Linked DNA regions of Homo sapiens: region 1 is linked to region 2. The links are chromatin contacts, found by Hi-C or POLR2A ChIA-PET in ENCODE. All regions are on one chromosome and are shown on one strand. Each heading gives the region's core, a stretch centred on a gene start or an enhancer-like site at or near the end of the contact. The rest is flanking DNA. Distances are from core to core; before and after follow the strand shown.

What was found. A loop is a pair of places that touch in the nucleus more often than their neighbours do. ChIA-PET counts read pairs that join two places held with the same protein, here RNA polymerase II (POLR2A). Pooled maps may share reads with other maps.
Region 1: a loop to region 2 is called in a map of endometrial microvascular endothelial cells, with 5 times the contacts of the local background. The contact joins two enhancer-like sites. A Hi-C loop is called at or near these places in 4 of 168 maps with a recorded cell type or tissue (colonic mucosa, endometrial microvascular endothelial cells, endothelial cell of hepatic sinusoid and 1 more), 1 of 37 single-sample maps with no recorded cell type and 3 of 50 pooled maps. POLR2A ChIA-PET finds 5 or more read pairs at or near these places in 4 of 52 experiments (AG04450, activated CD4-positive, alpha-beta T cell, activated T-cell and 1 more).

The regions. Positions count from the first base shown.
Region 1 is chr4:121,787,532-121,793,340 of GRCh38, forward strand. No RefSeq gene overlaps it. Among named protein-coding and RNA genes, the nearest start is that of EXOSC9, 11 kb to the right of the region's middle. RefSeq lists an enhancer at 1,382-1,431. Within about 2 kb of position 2,905, at least 2 of the 41 ENCODE cell types and tissues checked have a DNase peak (open chromatin) inside an H3K27ac peak, as active enhancers do.
Region 2 is chr4:121,710,348-121,716,234 of GRCh38, forward strand. No RefSeq gene overlaps it. Among named protein-coding and RNA genes, the nearest start is that of ANXA5, 16 kb to the left of the region's middle. RefSeq lists enhancers at 1,203-1,706, 1,370-1,649, 1,650-2,849. Within about 2 kb of position 1,449, at least 28 of the 41 ENCODE cell types and tissues checked have a DNase peak (open chromatin) inside an H3K27ac peak, as active enhancers do.

The DNA.
Region 1 (5,809 bases), core at 1,655-4,154, 79 kb after region 2:
GCAGTGTGGATTAAAAAGTGACTACAACAGAACTTAATGGGAGACACAGCCAGGCAAACAGACCACTTTAATCCATGCCATAAATGCAAAGATGGAGGAAGTATCAAATCTTCAGGAGCACAGAGCGGGGGTTTAACCGGGTCTGTGGTTTCAGGAAAGGCTTTTTGCTTTCTCTGAGATGCAACCTGAAGAATGCTTAGGAGTTTGCCAGCATAAAATGTCAGGGAAAGTCTTTCAGGCAGGTAACCCCAACGCAAATGGCTGAAGTTAAGAGAGAACTTGGTACTTCTGAGTAATTTAAAATAATTCAGTAAAGTTTAAGATTAGATGAACAGGAAAGTTTTTAAAGATGGGTCTGAGGAAACAGACAGGAACTAGATGAGAAAAGGCATTGTAAACCATGGCACAGGGTTTGGAATGTATCTTAAAAGCAATGGGAAGCCATGGGAGGGCTATATGTAAAGCAGCATTGTTAGATTTGTGTTTTGTTTTCTTTTTGGGGTATGAAGTCTCACTCTGTTGCCGAGGCTGGAGTGCAGTGGTGCAATCACAGCTCACTGCAGCCTCAGACTCCAGGCTCAAGTGATTCTCCCACCTGTCTCCCCAGTGGATGGGACTGCAGACACAAGCTACCATACCTTGTGTTTTAGAAGCATCATACAAGATGTGGAAAATGAACTGTTCGAGGGCAACACTGGAGGCTAGGCAGTTAAGTCGGAGGCTGATACAATAATTTAGGAAAAAGATGATAGTGACCTGAGTTATGGTAGTGACAATGAAATTGGATAAAACATATGGGTTAAGTGTTTAGTAGGTGGACTCAGCTGGACTTGGTGATTTATGAGAAGGAGTGGGTGTGGTGACGGAGGAATCAAGAATGATACTCTGGTTTACTGGCTACTGGGGTATTGCCATTCACTCAAGGGAACACAAGGAAGAACAAGTTTAGAAGAAAGATAGAGTTCGGCTGTGGACACAGTGAATTTGAAATGTCCCTGGAACATCTGGAGACACTGAGAGCCCAGAGAAGAGGTCTGGGCTGGTACAATAGATTTAGATGTCATCAGCATATTGCTGGTAATTGAAACCATGGAAGTGGAAAACTAAAGAGAGTGTATAAAAGGAGACATTTTCTAGGACAGAATCCCATGAAACACTGGCACTTAAGAGATGAACTGAAAAAGAGGAATCCCCAAAAGGAACTGAAAAGGAATATCCAAAGAGGTAGAAAAAACAGAAGTATAACAAGTCACTGAAGTCAAGAGGAAAAGGTACTTTGAGAAGAACACTAAAGTCAAGAAAAAACAGTATTTCAAGAAGACAGATGATATTAAATGATACAGAAAATTAAGAGACTCAATATTTATTAGTTTTAACAAGGAGATGTAGGTCTATCTAGATTCCACAAACACACACAGAGACACTTACACATACATACACATACTCACACACTTTAAACCCTCAGATAAGAGGCTAATGTTCCCCTAAGAGACAACAAGGTCTGGTCTCGCTTGTTTTTTTCTCCTACCACCTCCATCTTTTGCAGTTTCTTTGTGACTCATCTGTAGCCCTCAGCATACCAAAAGCAAAAAGAGAAAAGAAACAAGGGGTAGGGTACAACTCGAAAGTTCTGTGACCAAAACTGAATCCATCTCAGTAGTACCCTGATTCTAGCTGGGGCTTTTTGTTTTGGGTTTGGGGGGGGGGGGTTGTTTGTTTGTTTGTTTGTTTTGGTTTTTCTTATTATTGTTGTTGGTTTTGATGCAATCATGGCTTCCTGCAGCCTCAAACTCCTGGGCTCAAGGGATCCCCCCCACCTCAGCCTCCAAAATAGGTAGGACCACAGGTGCATGCCACCACACCAGGCCTGTCTTCCTTCCTTCTTTTCTTCCTTCCTTCCTTCCTTCCTTCCCTCCTTTCAGTTTTTTTTTGGTAAAGACAAGGTCTTGCTATGTTGTCCAGGGTGGTCTCCAATTCCTGGGCTCAGGCCATCCTCCCCCGTCAGCCTCCCACAGTGCTGAGATTACATGTGTGAGCCACTGCATCTGGCAAATTCTAGCTGTTGAACTGAAACTTCCCAATAGAAGCAAGTTATCATTATTTTAAAAGTAAACTGCAGAGATAAAATGCTAACTTGACCACTGAAGTCATGAAGTTTAATTCTCATCTCCTAAGAATTCAATTGACTCCTAGAAATTTTAAGAAGGGAGATCATGGACTATACATTTCAACATTTCAGAACTTTTACTACCAACTTTTGACTCAGGCAATACCATCTAGATAAAACAATAACAACAACAAAAGTACACATAGCTCAATTTCTTTGCTATGTTTAAATGATCACAAATTATTTATTAAAGAAAAAATGCAGTAGGAAAAGCTTGCCACAAAGAAAATGACTGACTTATTCTCAAAGTCCAAGTATAACTCTGAGAAATTCAAATGTATGAAAGACATAATTTCAAGGGGTTAGATATATGAACATTTTTACATTTTCATTTTTTAAACTCCTTTAAAACATATGGTTTAGTTAAATAGGATTTATTTGCAGGGCAGAAGAATGTCACATTATATGACTCACATCCTACCTAAATTTTCCTGTTGGAGCTTTTCCTCTGACAGATGAGTAATCTCATTTTATGTTGGATCAGACCCACAATTTGATACGGAGTTATGGCCTGAAATAGGAGCCAGTTGCTAGCTGTAGAATTCAAATGCTCTCCAAGTACAATATAGTTATCTCATTGCTTTAATAAAAAATTAACATTATGTGGGAAATTTCTGATGGTCTTCATCACTAACGAAGTATACCCAATTTTGATCCTGAAGAGAACCAGAAGTTCCCCTAAATTCCAAAAAATGCAAAGAAGGCAAATACTGTACACTAAATAGAATGAAGAGAGATCCTGCATTCAGCAAAACAGCTGATGCCAATCAGATTAAAGACCTGCACAGAGTAACAGAATCAACATGAGACTAAGCTTCTTCATCTCCCTGCCCCATGTCTCCACCATGAACTCTTCAACCAATCAATGATCTCTTCACTTCCGCCCACTCTCAAACCTTTAAAAACCCAAGCCCAAACTCACTAAGGGGATGGATGTGAGGTTTCCTCCTATCTCCTAGTTGGGCCAGCCCAATGATTAAACCTCTTTCTTTGCAAACAAAAACAAAAAATAGTCAAGTGAGGCTGTTAAAGAAAGAAAGAAAGACAGAAAGAAAAAGAATGAAGAGCTTTATACTGATTGCAGACAAAATTCTAAAACAGGTGATCAGATAGTCTGTAATCATTTAGAAATGTAAGAGGTGACGATTAGGCATCAGCATGGGCTCAGCACAATCGAATTTTACTAGAGAATATAATGGTCCTATCAAAATAGGGTTATTTTTGGAAAATAGATTTGCCAAGCTGCTATCATACACACCAGAGAGCCTAAAAAGATGAAAACTTGAGTTATTTAGCCATAACAGAGTATACAAATATTCTATTGGCTATGTTATAATTTACTATGACTTTGCAAAGTCACTCATTCAACATATATTTATTGAGGGCTTGCCTCATGTCTCACACTGTGCTGAGTGCTTATCTATGAGGTAGAAATTGTTATCATCAAGAGGCAGCAGCATGTGACTTAAGCACACAGACTTGGAACCAGATAGCCTGCATTCAGATCCTGACCTTGTCACTTAAATGGCCATGTGACCTTGAGAAAGTAATTTAATCTCTGCCTCATTTTGCTCATCTGTAAAGTGGAGTGTAAGGGAATTGTGAAGATTAAATTAATAAATGCAAACATCTTAGTACAGTGTCTGGCATGTAATAATTGTTCTATGAGCATCAGCTGTAACAATTCCATTTTCAGGAGGTGCTATTGACAATGTTTGTGTTTCTCTCAAAATAATCCCCTAATAATCCCAATGTTTGTGTTTCTCTCAAAATAATCCCCTAATAATCCCCAATATGATGGTATTTGGAGGTGGTGCATTTAGGAAGTAATTAGGTCTTAGGGGTACCCTTCTAAAAAGAGACACAAGAGCGAGGCTGTCTCTTCACCGTCTGAGAATATAGCAAGAAAGTTGCCCTCCGCAAACCAGTGCCTTGATCTTGGACTTTCCAGCTACCACAACTATGAGAAATAAATTTTTGTTGCATAAGCCACCCACTTTGTGGTATTTTATTATATAGCAGCACGAGCTGCTTAAGACAAGAGGTAAGTAAGATCATGTGTCGAAGACATCACAGTTTCCCCAGCAAAGATCTAAGCCCAAGGCTGTCTGATGCCAAAGCCCATGCCCTGAACCACATCAGAAATGGCATTTAAAAAGTGTGACATTTTTGGCTTTCAAAAAAACATTTGACATCCACTTCTTTCTACTTTTACTTTAATAATGTATCCAGATATGCAAAAGACCTAATGTGTCTGGGAAGCTATTTCTGGGTCTATATGCCGAAACTTTCCTAGAGGCCAGGAAAGTTACTTAGAACATTGGGCTTGCAACTTTGAAGGCTATACCTCTCCTATTTTAAAAGGTACATCATGGCCAGGTGCAGTGGCTCTCACCTGTAATCCCAGCACTTTGGGAGGCCAAGGCAGGCAGATCACCTGAGGTCGGGAGTTAGAGACCAGCCTGACCAATATGGAGAAACCCCATCTCTAGTAAAAATACAAAATTAGCTGGGCATGGTGGTGCATGCCTGTAATCCCAGCTATTCGGGAGGCTGAGCAGGAGAATAGCTTGAACCTCCCAGAGTTCTGTAATTATAGGCATGAGCCACTGTGCCCGGGCCATTTACTTAATTATTGACTCCTCACATTTTCAGGTTTCCTCAAATGCCCCCTCATCAAAGAGGCCTCTCTCCTGATTACATTACTTCACAGTAACTTCTTGGCCACTCTCTCTCACCGGGCTTTACTTTTCTTTGTATCACCTCTCATTACCAGGCACTACTGATAGTTTGTTTATTACTTTTTTGTCTACCTGTCTCTATAATATAGGCTCCAAGTGACCTGTTCTATTTTGTTTACATTATCCCAGTGCTTAAAATAGAGCCTGGCACATAGTAGGTTCGCAAAGAATACTTATATAAATGACTGAATTCTTATAAATTTTTACTTCTTACAAACCTAATTTTTATTAGTAATACTAGAAACAAAAATTAAGGGAAACTCCCATTATCAAACTTTTTTTTTTTTGAGAAAGGGTCTCACTCCGTCACCCAGGCTGGAATGCAGCGGCATGGTCACGGCTCACTGCAGCTTCAACCTCCCAGGCTCAGGTGATCCTCCCACCTCAATCTCCCAAGTAACTGGGACTATAGGTGTGTGCCACCACACCCGGCCAATTTTTGTATTTTTTGTGGGGACAGGGTTTTGCCATGTTGCCCAAGCTGGTCTTGAACTCCTGGGCTCAAGCAATCCTCTTGCCTCAGCCTCATGAGTAGCTGGGATTATAAGTGCACACCACCATACTTGGTGTTAGCAACATCTTGATAACCTCAAATGTTGAAAAAAAAAAAAGGCAAATGGGGATTTTATTTATACTATCATCAAGGTGAGAGTAGTCTAGTGAATTACGAGATTCATAAGTAATGCTCACCTGAGAAGAGTTTGTGCTCAAAGTTGCATTAGTCATCTTTTGCTTCTTAGCAGCCTAAAGCAGCATACACTTATTATCTCATGGTTTCTGTGAGTCAGGAACCCAGGCATACATTAACAGGGTTTGCTTAAGGGTCCCTCTTAAAGCTACAATCAAGATGTCAGCGAGGGCTAAAGTCTCATCTAAAAGCTCAGCATAGGAAGCTCAACAA
Region 2 (5,887 bases), core at 199-2,698:
AACACAGTAAAAATAATTACAGTAAGGAATGTTTTGAGTGAATTATCTAATCAATATTCGCAAAGTAATATGCAAAGGAAGAGTTCTGAAGAAAATATTTTTACTTATTATTTAAAGTCTCAGGATAGGGATTGAAAGAGCATTAAAACATAGTCTCCTTTGACCTTCAGATTTTTATCTTGAGTCTATAGGATGTAAACAGAGAATCTAACTCCAATTTTTTAGATAATCTGCTAGGAATGTATTTTTGATTTCAGGAAGAAAACTCTCCACTATGTAAAAATCTTCTAAACTTTTCTATACAGTTTACTCATTTTAAAAATTTGTTTGTAGAAACAACTGAAACGTTCATCGAAGAAGAATAAATACATTGTGGTTTATTTATATAATGGAATGATGTCCAGCAGCAAAAAAAGAACACAACAGCATGGAATAATCTCAAAAACGTGTTCAGCAAAAGAAGCAGGACAGAAGAAAAACCATTCTGTCTGATTCCATCTACACGAATTTCAAGAACAGGAAAACTAAGCTATGATAATAGAAATCAGAATTAGCTGTTTTGGGGGGATGGAAGGCTTTGGGGAGTTTTGAGGGTGAGGTTGACTAAAAGGGGGAGCAACAAAACTTCCTGAGATAATGGAAAGGTTCTATATCTTGATATGGATGATGGTTACATGAGTGTATGTATTTGTCAAATTTCATCAATTACAGTTTGTTATAATTTATGTTTATTAATTAAATTAAACATTAATTCATGCTTATTAATTAAATTAAACTTATTGATTAAATTATGTTTATTATTTATTGTTTATAAACAATAAATTTATGTACGTATAATATAAATAAATTTATGTATGTATAATATAAATAAATTTATGTATGTATAATATAAATAAATTTATGTATGTATAAGTAAAATATATTATTTCAATAAATATTTATTATAAATACTTATGTTTATTTTACCTCATGGAAATTTTACCTTAATCTAAAAAAGACAACATGAAAAAATAGTATGTAATACTAAAATCAAATCATGTTTCCCTATTGAAAGGCAAACACTCTTTGAGAAGACATAAACAGGGCATTCAGAACATCAAATAGAAAGAGCTTCCACCATCACACAAGTGAAACAAAATCAGTATTTCCAAATATTTTTCAGAAACTACCTTTGGGAAGAGTAAACCTCAGCTATTGGAGCCATGATAAATACCCACTGATTCTGAGCACAAGCCCTGTCCTCTCTCCAGCTGGATTTGGTAGGAAAATCACGATCCAGCTTGCCTCACTCCTGAGCCTTTGCTCTGAACGGAGCGCACTCACAGTGCGGGGTCTGGGCCTCCCGGCTGCGAGGCGGCCGGCAAGGCAGAGCCCAGGAGATGAGTAAGCGGCAGTGGGCGGGAGTCACAGCGGTCCGCGGGTGACTCAGCGTCCAGGAATCCCAGGGGGCCAGAAAGAAGATTTTGGCAAAGAAAGGAGGCCAGAGGAAAAAAAACCACATTGACAAGGCCTCACAGCTGCCGGAGGGACAGATGTAAGCTGCTGCTGGGACAGAAGGGGAGCGACTGGCAGCCTTAGACAAGACTGGGGAAGGCCAGGGGCCTCTGCATGACAATACAGGGCAGCAACTGGGAACGAAGGAATCGCTATCTGGCCCGATGTGGGGAGAACAGAAAAAGTGAAAACGGTGGGGCCACTGAGGCAGAAGGCATCATGTGGGGAGGAAATCATTTTGTAAAGAATTTGAGCATCTACCAATGAAATACAGACACCAGATTCCTCACCTGGTCTCTAGGATCGCTCTTGCCCTGCAGCTGAACAATCTTTATGATTCACCTTCTTCTCAGGATGAAGTCCATCATCAGGATCATGGTTTATGACTCCTTTATCATTTCTCCTACATCACAGAGAGAGTCCCTTCAGAGATACTGAGTTTGTTTGGAAATGTGCAGGGGATTTGCAAATCTGGGATATGCGAGCTGTGGGGCCCAAAAGTACATCCAAAGACAATGAGGGAAAGCTTATAAAACCAAAAGAGAAAAGTAGACGTAATTTGTTTTGAGGCAAAGAGAACACTGCTTACAGGGGCTTATGGCAGGAGTTGATTCCAGTTCATTAGTGGAGACAGTGTCCAGCAAGTGTTCTTGTGCATCTGGCTAGCTAGTTTGAGAAGTCCTTGGAAAATAAAACAGAATGAGATCATGTCCTTTTCAGGAACACGGATGGAAATGGAGGCCATTATCCTTAGCAAACTAATGCAGGAACAGAAAACCAAATACTGCATGTTCTCGCTTATAAGTTTGGGAGCTAAATGATGAGAACTCAGACACAAAGAAGGGAACAGACACTGGAGCCTACTTGAGGATAAAGGACGGGAAGAGGAAGAGGATCAGAAAAAATAACTATTGGGTATTAGGCTTACTACCTGGGTGACGAGATAATCTGTATAACAAACCGCCATGAATGAGTTTACCTATATAACAGATCTTCACATGCACTCCTGAACTTAAAAAAAAAAGTTAAAAAAAAGTCCTTTTTATAGGAATACGTGCATAAGACCCCCTTCAGAAAGTCTTTGTAATCGTTCTTATCATAAGCATGTGTGCCTGAGAACCTTCCCTTCTCAGCCTCTTGGCCATATTTGTTAGAGTTTGGCACAAGTGACTCCATTTTGATTCTGACGACTTTAACACATCAATTCCCCTTACCTTCTTAGAGAATTTCATCTCCACCACATCCTGGCCCACCCCCAGTCCCAGTATGTTTCTCTCAGGTTGTAGCTTATAGGTCTTTGCCTTGTTCAGAAGCCTTTCCTTACCAGCCCCCCTAATTTGGATTAGGTACTTTTCTATGGATTATCTAGCACCACATACCTTCTATGGTACCTTCCTCTAAGCTTTGCCATAGGATATTATGGTTGCCTATTAATTTTTTAACTATGAAATATTTAAAACTATAGAAATGTAAAGGTATTTTGCTACCAATTAAACCTTGTTACAATTAAATACCTTGTTAATGAAACCAATTTTAAAAATAGAGGAATAAAATATTAAAGACACAGAATGTTAGCATTGGTATTCCTGTACATATATTTGTTACTTATATATCTAATCATATACAAATATAGTATTGCTTGATTTCAAATTTAATACAATTAGACATGGCATGCACTATACATGCTCTTTAGCTATTTTTGTCACTCTACATTGTGTTTTGACACATTAATGAAGAAATTTAGACTACAAGAACAAATTGTAAAAGTAAAAGAAAAACTAATAAATTTGACTACACTAAAATGTAAAACTCTGAACATCAATATGTTACATAAATGAAGTTAAGAGTTGCAGAATGTAATTACTTCTTTTTAAAATATATTACTCTATTAAAGATATTCATTTCATAATTTTAAAAGTCAAAATTTTTTTTACCATGTTAGCAATAAAAAAAAAAGTCTCTTGTCTTACCCCCACTAACTTCCATTCTCCAGAAGCAAAAATTTTTTAATTCTTTTAACCATTTTTTCTGGACTTGACCTCTATATTTTTAAATAACATGATTATGTTGACTTTTTTAGAATATTATCTATCGACTCCATACCATTAAAGATAATGATTTAGCTTTCCTCTGTCTGTCTCTTTCTCTCTCTCCATCATTTCAATAGTTATAGTTTCTGGTTGGAGCAATATTCAGTGCTTACATCACCATGATTACATAAATATAATTCACAGAAGATCCATGTTAATGTCCTCTGATTTCACTCTCTTTCATCTATAACTTTTTTCCTTATTTCCACTACTCTCATTGGTTTCATGTGCTGGAGACCTACAACTTACTTACCTCTAAATACAACCTTAAAAGAAGAATTTCTTTAATGCCTTCAAATTCAACAGGCAATACACACACATACGTGCGCACACACATATGTGTGTATGCATTTTCCTCTAGAGACATCCCTTCTAAAGCATTCTCTGGCCTGGTGCAGTGTCTCACACCTGTTATCCCAGCACTTTGGGAAGCAGAGTGGGGAGAATTGCTTGAGCCCAGGAGTTTAAGACCAGCCTTGGCAACATAGCAAGACCCCGTCTCTACAAAAAAAATTAAAAAATGATCTGGGTGTGGTGGCATGCACTGACAGTCCCAGCTACTCAAGAGGCTGATGTGGGAAGATCACTTGAGCCTGGTAGGTTGAGGTTTCAGTGAGCCGTGATCATGGCACTTCTGCCTGGGCAACAAAACAAGACCCTATCTAAAGAAAAATAAAAAATAAAAAATAAATTTAAAAAAAGCACTCTCTTAACCTCTCTGGTCGAGTTGTTCTATTATCGGCCACCAGCTTTCCAGTTGGGACTTCCCATCATTGTTATTGTGGACATAGGATGACAAAGCTATTCCCATTTGCCAGGAACTGTGCCAATTTCATAACCCAGATCTGGCAGTCCCTAAGGTTAAGGCAAACTGCAACAATCGGTCAATGTATCTGGACAGTTCCCTGTTTCCTAGATCCTATGTTGTATTCTTCCTGGTTTATTGCCTCAGTTTGTGGAATCCATGCTCTAATATTTTCCTGAAAAATAATAAAAAGGACATAATTTTTTTAAAAAACATGCATGTCAGAAATATTTTTAATATGCCTTCATATGTGTTAGAAAATTTGGCAAGGAATAGGAATCAAGATTTGAAGTCATTTTCCATCTGAATTTCAAAGATATGGCTGCACTGGCTTCTAGCTTTCCCGTGTGGCAGGTGAGAAGTCTGGTATCTTTCCACTTCTGGGTCTTTTGAATATCTGGGTACTTGTAGGCTCTTTTCTTTATCTCCAAGGTTCTGAAATTTCTCATGGCATGCCTTTGTGTGTTTTTGTTTTTTATGCATTATGCAGGGCACAAAGTGAGCTCTCTCCATCTATAAACTCATGACTTCTGTTCAGGAAAAATGTTTTTGCTTATTTCTGTGAAAATATCCTACCCTATCTTTTTATAATCTCTCTTTCTGGAACTCCTGCTTATTTAGGTGTTGAGCTTCTTGAACTCTACTATTTTCCTTTTCTCTTCTATTTTTCATTTCTCTATTTTTGATTGACTTTCTGGATTTTTCCCAATTTCCCTTCCAGACTTTCTTCTGAAATTTTGGTTCATTTGTTCATTTGTTTGTTTTTATGTTTTCTTCTGGTCCACACGTAGCTGCTATTTTCTTGAAGATTCAGTTCTGTTATGACATAGGCCTTCCTTAATTGTCTGGTGATCCTTGGCTGTCTGCTTATATTTAAAACAAGGCAATAAAAAAGTGACAGGAACAGACTGACACTTATTCTTGTAAGGTGATTTGGCAAGGTTGTTTTATTGTTTGTTGTTTGTTTATTTGTTTTAGTTTTTGTTTTCAGCTAGCTTCCCACAGAGAACTCAACTACGACTCCCACCTGAGAAGTAAGTTTGGCTGCCAATTCATTTCTTTTACTGACTTGCAACTAATCTTCCCATTTTCAGGACTACCTGTACCCCTTATGTTAATATTTCTAAGTAGTTCTGAGATTCCATAGTTCAAAGCAGCCTTCACCTCAGCTTTCTCTGGTGTGTTGAGTCAGTTTTACCACTACTCCATTTGCTTTCTAGTTTCCAAAATTCTACTGCTTCTATCTTGTCTACATAGAGGTATTTTGTGTAAGTATTTCAGTTTTGTCTTTATAGCTTTGTGTACTTCATTGTTCCTTTTCTGTAATTCTGGGAAGGAGGGTCAGTGGACATATGTTCACTCAGCCATGTTTAGCCAGAAGTCGTGAAATCACCTCTTTTTTTGTCAGTATGTATTTCTTGTTAGATTTGAAGCTAACTGAGGTGAGGTGAAGACCATAACTAGATCATTATTGCAGTCTAGCATCCAGCATAATGCC